Linked DNA regions of Homo sapiens: regions 2, 3 and 4 are each linked to region 1. A link is a contact called in ENCODE Hi-C data. All regions are on one chromosome and are shown on one strand. The core of a region is the stretch at or near the end of the contact, and the rest is flanking DNA. Distances in the headings are between cores, read along the strand shown. Region 1 holds the start of P2RY8 (P2Y receptor family member 8). Region 2 overlaps CD99 (CD99 molecule (Xg blood group)). Region 3 holds the start of PPP2R3B (protein phosphatase 2 regulatory subunit B''beta). Region 4 has its middle 15 kb from the start of LINC00102.

The links. A loop is a pair of places that touch in the nucleus more often than their neighbours do. Pooled maps may share reads with other maps.
Region 2: a loop to region 1 is called in a pooled map, with 6 times the contacts of the local background. The contact joins the enhancer-like site here to the promoter of P2RY8 in region 1. A Hi-C loop is called at or near these places in 3 of 37 single-sample maps with no recorded cell type and 9 of 50 pooled maps.
Region 3: a loop to region 1 is called in a pooled map, with 7 times the contacts of the local background. The contact joins the promoter of PPP2R3B here to the promoter of P2RY8 in region 1. A Hi-C loop is called at or near these places in 2 of 37 single-sample maps with no recorded cell type and 5 of 50 pooled maps.
Region 4: a map of CD4-positive, alpha-beta memory T cell shows a loop between it and region 1 (5-fold over the local background). The contact joins the enhancer-like site here to the promoter of P2RY8 in region 1. A Hi-C loop is called at or near these places in 1 of 168 maps with a recorded cell type or tissue (CD4-positive, alpha-beta memory T cell), 4 of 37 single-sample maps with no recorded cell type and 8 of 50 pooled maps.

What each region holds. Positions count from the first base shown.
Region 1 is chrX:1,535,929-1,538,444 of GRCh38, reverse strand. It overlaps P2RY8 (P2Y receptor family member 8), which reads left to right and starts at 1,260. Exons shown (of 2, transcript NM_178129.5): 1 at 1,260-1,524.
Region 2 is chrX:2,709,440-2,711,955 of GRCh38, reverse strand. All of the region lies in intron 1 of CD99 (CD99 molecule (Xg blood group)), which reads right to left. Among named protein-coding and RNA genes, the nearest start is that of CD99, 19 kb to the right of the region's middle. Within about 2 kb of position 1,260, at least 17 of the 41 ENCODE cell types and tissues checked have a DNase peak (open chromatin) inside an H3K27ac peak, as active enhancers do.
Region 3 is chrX:385,646-388,161 of GRCh38, reverse strand. PPP2R3B (protein phosphatase 2 regulatory subunit B''beta) reads left to right here and starts at 1,255. Exons shown (of 13, transcript NM_013239.5): 1 at 1,255-1,794. The coding sequence starts at 1,471.
Region 4 is chrX:2,628,896-2,631,411 of GRCh38, reverse strand. It overlaps the pseudogene CD99P1. Among named protein-coding and RNA genes, the nearest start is that of LINC00102, 15 kb to the right of the region's middle. Within about 2 kb of position 1,256, at least 11 of the 41 ENCODE cell types and tissues checked have a DNase peak (open chromatin) inside an H3K27ac peak, as active enhancers do.

The sequences.
Region 1 (2,516 bases), core at 11-2,510:
CTCTGTTACCCAGGCTGGAGTGCAATGGCCTGATCTTGGCTCACTGCAACCTCCAGCTCCCGGGTTCAAGTGATTCTCCTGCCTCAGCCTCCCCAGTAGCTAGGATTACAGGCATCCACCACCATGCCCAGCTAATTTTTGTATTTTTAGTAGGGACGGGATTTCGCTATGTTGGCCAGGCTGGTCTCGAACTCCTGACCTCAAGTGATCCACCCGCCTTGGCCTCCCAAAGTGCTGGGATTATAGGCGTGAGCCAGCAGGCCTGGTCTTTTTGTTTGTTTGTTTGTTTTTTGGGACAGTCTCACTGTCACCCAGACTGGAGTGCAATGGCCTGATCTTGGCTCACTGCAACCTCCACCTCCCAGGTTCAAGTGATTCTCCTGCCTCAGCCTCCCCAGTAGCTGGGACTACAGGTGTCCACCACCACACCCAGCTAATTTTTGTGTTTTTAGTAGGGACGGGATTTCGCCATGTTGGCCAGGCTGGTCTCAAACTCCTGACCTGAAGTGATCCACCCGCCTTGGCCTCCCAAAGTGCTGGGACTACAGGCGTGAGCCACCACACCCAGCCTGGCTTGAGGGATTGATTCTACCATGTCTTTTCCCTGAGCAGTGGTTCAATATTCATTCATTCTTTCTCAGTGACAGATCCTTCCCTCTCAACCTCCTCCCACGAGTGACAAGAACCAACCGTTGCTCCTCACAAGCAAGGATACCAGAGCTCGGAAACCTGGTTCTCATTCCTGAAACTGGCCGATCCCCCATGGGATGTTGAGGATATGAGCCTGCAGCGCCCGTGACCAACTGTGAGAGCCGGAATGATCAGTGCCCAAGGTCTGTTCGCTTGTCACAGTCTGGCTGTGTACCAAGAGATGTCGCAATGAGCACAGCTTTAGAGTCTAAAAGGAAACGTGTTCTGTTCTTTCTTTGTTTTGTTTTGTTATTTCAGAAGAAACAGGAATCGGTTCTGGAGCATGCCACGGCTCTTCACTGCTGGTTACAAAATTTAGAAAAATCATTCTCCCTCTTTTCCTCACTCTCAGGGTTCTCTTAAGAGTAGGGCCCCCTGCGAGCCAGTGATAGGGAGGTGGGCGGTTAACGGTGCTGCCCAGAGACACAGCGACGTTACTCCAGTGGGCTCAGCCCTGCACATGAGTGTTCAGACAGTTACAGAGGAAATGTCACAACACACTTCCTTTCCACCTAAGCCTGAGTCGCAACCGTGGTGGTGCGCTGGGAGGTGGAGTTTGCAGAATTTGCATTCGGAGACAGTCGTGCCAGCCGGTGGGCCACCCAGCGAAGCGGCCGCCTTTGCAAGGTTGCTGGACAGATGGAACTGGAAGGGCAGCCGTCTGCCGCCCACGAACACCTTCTCAAGCACTTTGAGTGACCACGGCTTGCAAGCTGGTGGCTGGCCCCCCGAGTCCCGGGCTCTGAGGCACGGCCGTCGACTTAAGCGTTGCATCCTGTTACCTGGAGACCCTCTGAGCTCTCACCTGCTACTTCTGCCGCTGCTTCTGCACAGGTGAGCCGCCGAGCTGGACTTTTATGCTTGTCCTGCACTGTCAAGGGAGAAGACAGGGTCGCTGGGAGGGTCCGTGTACGGTGAGAACATGGGGGAAGACGGTGCAAACTCCATGAGGCGTGTTCTCCTCACGCTAGAGCAGACCAGGAGTGCAAATTTCCTGGGAGGAAGACTTTGCACAGCCGCTTCGTCACTTAGGGGAGAAATGCTCAAATTTTCCAGGGCTGCAAGCCACCCTTCCTTTAATAACTCATTCCATGAACTTTCAGAGGCCGAGGTGGGCGGATCACGAGGTCAGGAGTTCGAGACCATCCTGGCTAACACGGTGAAACCCCGTCTCTACTAAAAATACAAAAATTAGCCAGGCGTGGTGGCAGGTGCCTGTAATCCCAGCACTTTGGGGGACCGAGGTGGGTGGATCATCTGAGGTCAGGAGTTCGAGACCATCCTGGCTAACACGGTGAAACCCCGTCTCTACTAAAAATACAAAAATTAGCTGGGCTTGGTGGTGGGCGCCTGCGGTCCCAGCTACTCGGGAGGCTGAGGCAGGAGAATGGCATGATCCCTGGAGGTGGAGCTTGCAGTGAGCAGAGATCACGCCACTGCACTCCAGCCTGGGCGACAGAGCGAGACTCTGTTTAGAAAAAAAAAAACAAAAAAAAACTCATTCCATGAAATGCGCCTCTCTTGAGGTTAACCTTAGAGAGGGTAAGCAGCTGCGGCTGCTGCACGTAACCCATTTACGCCTGAGATTGCAGTTTTTTCAATGTTTGCAATGAGACCTTGGCGATGACCTTGAGCCGTGGGATATAAATAACTCCCAAATGCTTAGCGTTCCAATAATGGAAGAGTAAGCATAAATTAAACGGGTTTTAAAGCCCTATGGGTGCCTGGATGAGCACGGTGGCCCCTCGTCACCCCCTCGGTGCCAGGGAGACCCCAGACCCGGGTCTCACGGCCACCTCAGACCTCATTTGTACAGGTCCGCTTAG
Region 2 (2,516 bases), core at 11-2,510, 1.2 Mb before region 1:
ATTCTCCTGCCTCAGCCTCCTGAGTAGCTGGGACTATAGGCGCCCGCCCATCATGCCCAGCTAATTTTTTGTATTTTTACTAGAGACGGGGTTTCACCATGTTGGCCAGGCTGGTCTTGAACTCCTGACCTCAGGTGATCCACCTGCCTCAGCCTCCCAAAGTGCTAGGATGACAGGCATGAGCCACCGCACCCAGCCAACCTCCTTCTTTTTTAAAGCTGAATACCATTCCATTGTGAATATACCCTATTTTCTTTGTTCATTTAATAGCTTTATTGAGGCATAGTTTACATAGCATGAAAGGCACTTATTCTCACTGTGCAAATGAATGGCTTTTAGTGAATGTACAGAGTTGATATAGCACATTTTCTTTCTGCATTCATCCCTTGATGGGCTCTTCCATTGACTGCATGTCTTGGCTACTCCGAATGGTGCTGCAATAAACATGGGAGGGGAGTGTCTCTTTGACATACTGATTTCCTTTCCTTATCCCAAATAAACATATATATATATACACACATACACATACTATATATATATATAATACACACACATACTATATATACACATACTATATACATACATACTGTATATACACATACTATGTATACACACACTACATATATACACACCATATACATACATACTATATATACTATATATACATACTATATATACGAATTATATATTTATACAAATATATATATACACATATATATATTATATATATATAGACTTGCCCTGACTTGCTGGGAATACCCTGAAGGTTTAGAAGTCATCTCTGGGGCCGGGTGCGGTGGCTCACACCTGTAATCTCAGCACTTTGGGAGGCCAAGGTGAGAGGATCACGAGGTCAGGAGTTCGAGACCAGCCCAACCAACATGGTGAAACCCCGTCTCTACTATAAATACAAAAAAATTGGCCAGGCGTGGTGATATGCGCATGTAATCCCAGCTACTCAGGAGGCTGAGGCAGGAAAATCGCTTGAATCCGGGAAGTAGAGGTTGCAGTGAGCAGAGATCATGCCACTGCACTCCAGCCTGGGTGACAGAGGGAGACTCCATCTCAAAAAAAAAAAAAAAAAAAAAGTCATCTCTACATATCTTCATATGTAGATACATTAGTAGAGGGACTGCTAGATCAATTCGTAACTGTTTCAATTTCCTCAAAACTCTCTTCCCCGGAAATGACAGTGCTTCCTTGAAGGCTTACCTTTGTTAGTGCCTCAGCGGTAGACGTGACTTCTAAACCCTATGGGCATTCCCAGCAAGTCAGGGCAAGTCCCCACCCCCTCCACCCCAACAAAGAGATTCCAAGAGTCCATAATGTATTCTTTAGCAAGAAAGACATTCTCTTTAGAAAGGTAGGAAGACTTAATAATAAGCAGACAGAACTGTCAGAATGTTAAAGAAAAAAAAGCAGCAGCAATGACAAAAAAAAACCCCACACGTGAAAGTAAAGTACAGATATTATTTTAAGTGTAACCCTTCTTATTTCTGTAATTTCACCCTCATAAACAGAAGATGATCATAGACACCGTCACTAAAGAAACAAAACAAAGCAACATAGGACAATCCCCTTAAAGTGACTCATCCTTCCCAAGCTTCAGGAAATACTCAGAAACGGCAGTCAAGGGCGTACGAGACTCGGAAGGTTTCTAAGACCAGAGTCTTGTCTTCTCCCACTCCTCGCTCACAGCAGAACCCAGGAAACTCCAGTGTCAGGAGGTGGCCTCCATTCCCCAGGACACCCCACGGCCGGAACACAGTGGTAAAACTAGAACTCTCCTCCCAGGTTCCACCCCACACCCTGCACTCCCATGCCCAGCTGCCTGACACAGAACACGCAATCCTAGCATGAGGACTGCTATATATTTCCACAGAAAGGGCATGTCAGCTGCAAAATCGCAGGGCACAGGGAAAACACAGTATGATCTCGATGCTTCCCTCACATGGGAAATGTCACATGTGGTACACATTTTTTTTTTCAAAGACCCTCCTGGCTTGCTGGGTTTTTGCATCTGTCCCTGGGCCTCAGGGGGGCCATTTGCCCACCCAGGTGTCCCCAAGCTTCCCCCAACCACCTTCGGGTTTAGGTCCATGCTTCTTGCTGGGCACCTCTGCATTCAACAGCTCTTCATGTGCTCTTTGCAACCAAGCCACATTTTGGATTTTTTCCAATGCAGGGCCTGGGTATACGTGTGCATGTCTATGTACATGCATGTGCGTGTCTATGTACATGCATGTGTGTGTCTATGTTCATGCATGTGCGCGTGTGGATGTGCTCATGTGTACATGTGTATTTCATATACGCGTGCTCATGCATTCATGTGGTTTCTGTGTGTGCACGTGTGTGCTCCTGCACGTATGTGTGGGTGTATGGTGTGGGCACACATGTGCATGCATATATGTATTGCACTGCATGTGTGTGCACACGTGTTTTCATGTGCATTGTGAGTGTGCTGAATGCACACCTGTTTGCATGTGTATATGTGCACAAGTGCACTGCATGAATAT
Region 3 (2,516 bases), core at 6-2,505, 1.2 Mb after region 1:
ATGGTGTGATCTCAGCTCACTGCAACCTCCACCTCCTGGGTTCAAGCAATTCTCCCGCCACAGCCTCCCGAGTAGCTGGGACTACAGGCACACGCTACTATGCCCGGCTAATTTTTCTATTTTTAGTAGAGATGGTGGGGGCGGTTTCACTATGCTGGCCAGGCTGGTCTCGAACTCCTGACTTCGTGATCTGCCCGCTTCAGCCTCCCAAAGTGCCGGGATTACAGACTTGAGCCACCGCGCCCGGCCAAGGGTTACTTATTGAGTCTGGCTCGATTTATGCAGCTCAGAAGTAGGAGAACCTGGCTCATAAAAGACCTTGAAATTACTCTCTAACAGGGTGCAACACCAGGTGAAACCCTATTTTGATAAAAAATGAATAAAAAGCGGGGCAAGATGTAAAGGAAACAGGTGCATGTGTGCCAGACAGATGATAATGCAGTGTTTTTATGGATACTGTTAAAAGCAGAAACAAAAACGACCATTGGGTAAAGTTATTTAACTAATGTCACCTCCCTGGACGTGGATGATTTTTGCAATTTTCAACGCACTTCACGCTCATCCCTGAACACCAACGTTTAAAGGGGTCCAACTCCTCCAACCTGTCTCTACTGTTTGATAAGCAAAGCTAAAGTAAACGGGGCCCTTTGGGTCCCAGGTAGCCCGCTGTTATTGAAAAGTTTGATCTTTTCCTCGCGCGCTCCCGTAGGACGCACGCTCGCTCCCGAGCTCGGCGGGCGCGCACCCCGCATGCTCGCTCGTTCCCGGTGCCTCCCACTGCGCAGGCGCACTCCCGTCCTCCAGCCCCACCCGCTCACACACCTCCCAGCCTCTGGCTTGCGCCCCGCGGGCAGCCATTGCGCACGCTCACCCGACCGGCCTCCCGAACTCCGCTCCTCCACCGCTATGCACGGCGCATGCTCCATGCGGAGGTTCCACCCTCTCCTCGCTCTGGCAGGCACGCATTGCGCATGCTCGCATTTCCGCAGCTCTAGGACTGCCACGCCGCCATGGGCCGCGCCTCTAAAAATCCTAAACGCAGAAAGAGCTCGGGCGGTACGGCCGCCACAGCCCCTCCCTCGTCCTCACCGCAGCCGCTCGGCCCCACCAAAGCCTCCTGCAAAAGCTCCGAGGGCCGCGGGGCGCGCGTGGCTAGCGGCGGCGTCGCCTCGTGATGACATCGTCGCGATGACGCGACGCAGTGACGTGAACGCGGGCGCCCTTGTTTGGGAGCGCGGCCGGCGCGCCCGTTTTGAAGCTGCCCTGAGCAGCGCGGGCCGGACCGCGCCCCCTCCTCGGTCCCCGCGCCCCGCGAGTCCGCGCAGTTCCCGAGGCGCGGGCCCTGTTCCCTGCGCCGCGCCCCCTCAGCGGGCCGTGCTCGCATCACCGAGGTCGGTCCGGGGCGGACCGAAGCCCCCGGGGCGGGGCGGGGCGCGGGCGTCCGGGGGCGCCGCGGGCCCAGCCCCCGCCATGCCGCCCGGCAAAGTGCTGCAGCCGGTCCTGAAGATGAAGGTGGACGAGCTGTTCCTGTACTGGCTCAGCGAGGCCAGCACGCAGCGGATGCTGCAGGACTGCCTGCGCCGGATCAAGGCGCCCGGGCGGGACCAGCCGACCCCGGGGGACGGGGAGCAGCCCGGGGCCTGGCCCACAGCCCCGCTCGCCGCCCCCCGGCCCAGCGGGCTCGAACCCCCGGGAACCCCCGGGCCGGGCCCTGCGCTGCCCCTGGGCGCCGCCTCCAGCCCCAGGAACGCGCCCCACGTTCGAGGCACCCGTAGATCCGCAGGGACGAGAGTAGTAAGTTACTCTTCCTTCTGCTAACAACTGCGCAGGTGGCTCTGGTCGCATAGTGGGCGTGTGGCTGCGCGATGGAGGCTGGTGGGCGAGCGTCAGACCCCAAAACGGTTTCATATTGAGTCTGTTCCCCGCCCCGACCCCCCCCACCACACACATACAGACAAGAAAGTCCCACGTACTGAACATTCCGTCATTGACAGTTGTTAACCTAAAAATCACACAATTTATAAAGGTAGAAAGGCTTCCTATTTTATTTTATTTTATTATTTTAATTTGTTTTAATTTTGAGACAGAGTTTTGCTCTGTTGCCCAGGCTGGAGTACGATGGCGCGATCTTGGCTCACTGCAACCTCTGCCTCCCAGGTTCAAGCGATTCTCCTGCCTCAGGCTCCCGAGGAGCTGGGACTTACAGGCACGTGCCACCACGCCTGGCTGATGTTGTATTTTTAGTAGAGACTGGGTTTCCCCCATGTGGGCCAGGCTGGTCTCGAACTCCTGACCTCAAGTGATCCTCCCGCCTTGGCCTCCCAAAGTGCTGGGATTTCAGACGTGAGTCACTGCGCCTGGTCCGTTTTTTATTTATTTTACAATTCTTTGGAGACAGGGTCTTGCTCTGTCTCCTAGGCTGGAGTGCAGTGGCGCAAACACAGTTGGACTTCCTGCCTCAGCCTCCCCAGTAGCTGGGATTACAGGCGTGCACCATCACGCCAGGCTAATTTTTG
Region 4 (2,516 bases), core at 7-2,506, 1.1 Mb before region 1:
GCAATATCCCTATGAACCAGGAAGTGCTACAATTATCTGGATGAACCAGGAAGTGTGGCAATGTCCCTATGAACCAGGAAGTGCTACTATTATCCACATGGACCGGGAAGTGTGGCAATGTCACTATGAACCAGAAAGTGTCACAATTTCCCTATGAACCAGGAAGTGCTACAATTCTCCACATGAACCAGAAAGTGTTACAATGTCCCTGCAAATTAGGAAGTTCTACAATTATCTGAATGAACCAGGAAGTGTTGTAATGTCCCTGTGAACCAGGAAGTGCTATTTTCCATATGAACCAGGAAGTGCTACAATTATCCATATGACCCAGAAAGTGTGGCAATATCCCTATGAACCAGGAAGTGCTACAATTATCTGGATGAACCAGGAAGTGTGGCAATGTCCCTATGAACCAGGAAGTGCTATTATCCACACGGACCAGGAAGTGTGGCAATGTCACTATGAACCAGAAAGTGTCACAATTTCCCTATGAACCAGGAAGTGCTACAATTATCCATATGAACCAGAAAGTGTTACAATGTCCCTGCAAACTAGGAAGTTCTACAATTATCTGAATGAACCAGGAAGTGTTGTAATGTACCTGTGAACCAGGAAGTGCTACTATTATCCTTATGAACCAGGAAGTGTGGCACTATCCCTATGAACCAGGAAGTGCTACAATTATCTGGATGAACCAGGAAGTGTGGCAATGTCCCTATGAACCAGGAAGTGCTACTATTATCCACATGGACCAGGAAGTGTGGCAATGTCACTATGAACCAGGAAGTGTGGCAATATCACTATGAACCAGAAAGTGTCACAATTTACCGATGAACCAGGAAGTGCTACAATTATCTGGATGAACCAGGAAGTGTGGCAATGTCCCTACGAACCAGGAAGTGCTATTATCCACACGGACCGGGAAGTGTGGCAATGTCACTATAAACCAGAAAGTGTCACAATTTCCCTATGAACCAGGAAGTGCTACAATTATCCATATGAACCAGAAAGTGTTACAATGTCCCTGCAAACTAGGAAGTTTTACAATTATCTGAATGAACCAGGAAGTGTTGTAATGTACCTGTGAACCAGGAAGTGCTACTATTATCCATATGAACCAGGAAGTGCTACAATTATCCATATGAACCAGAAAGTGTGGCAATATCCCTATGAACCAGGAAGTGCTACAATTATCTGGATGAACCAGGAAGTGTGGTAAGGTCCCTACGAACCAGGAAGTGCTACTATTATCCACATGGACCAGGAAGTGTGGCAATGTCACTATGAACCAGAAAGTGTCACAATTTCCCTATGAACCAGGAAGTGCTACAATTATCCAGATGAACCAGGAAGTGTGGCAATGTCCCTATGAACCAGGAAGTGCTACAATTATCCCTATGAACCAGACGGTTCCAAATGTCTTTATGAACCAGGAAGTTCTACAATTATCCATATGAACCAGAAAGTGTGGCAGTGTCACTATGAACCAGGAAGTGTCACAATGATCCTAAAAACTAAGAAGTGCTACAATTATCCATATGAACCAGGAAGTATTGCAATGTCCCTGCAAACCAGGAAGTGCTACAATTATCCGTATGAACCAGGAAGTGCTACAATTATCCGTATGTATGAACCCGGAAATGTTACTATGTCCCTATGAACCAGGAAGTGCTATTATCCATATGAACCAGAAAGTGTTACAATGTCCCTGCAAACCAGGAAGTTATACAATTATCAGAATGAACCAGGAAGTGTTGCAATGTCTCTGTGAAACAGGAAGTGTTGCAATGTCCATGTGAACCAGGAATTGCTACTATTATCTATATGAACCAGGAAGTACTAGAGTTATTCGTATGAACCAGAAAGTATTACAATGTCCCTATGAAACAGGAAGTGCTACAATTATCCCTATGAACCAGGAAGTGTTGCAATGTCCCTGGGAATCAGGAAGTGCTAACAATTATGTGTATGAACCAAAAAGCGTTGCAATGTCCCTGTGAACCAGGAAATGCTACAATTACCCATAAGAACCAGGAAGTGTCACAATGTCCCTGTGAACCAGGAAGTGCTACTATTATCCATTTGAACCAGGAAATGTAACAATGTGAGCCAGAAAGTTTTACAATGTCCCTATGAATCAGAAAGCATTACAATCTCCAGATAAACCAGGAAGTGTTATAATGTCCCTCTAAACTAGAAAGTGCTGCAACCTTCCAATGACCCAGGAAGTTCATTTATCATGTCTAGGAAGCAGGAAGTGCTACAACCTCCCCAGTGACCCAGGAAGTTCTCTTACCATCCCCAGGAAACAGGAAGTGCTACAAACTTCGCTAGTGACCCAGGAAGTTTATTTAACATCTCCAGGAAGTTCATTGACCATCTCTAGGAAGCAGGAAGTGCTACAACCTCCCCAGTGACCCAGGATGTTCACTGACCATCTCTAGGAAAGCAGGAAGTGCTACAACCTCCTCAGTGACCCAGGACGTTTATTTACCATCTCCAGGAAGCAGGAAGTA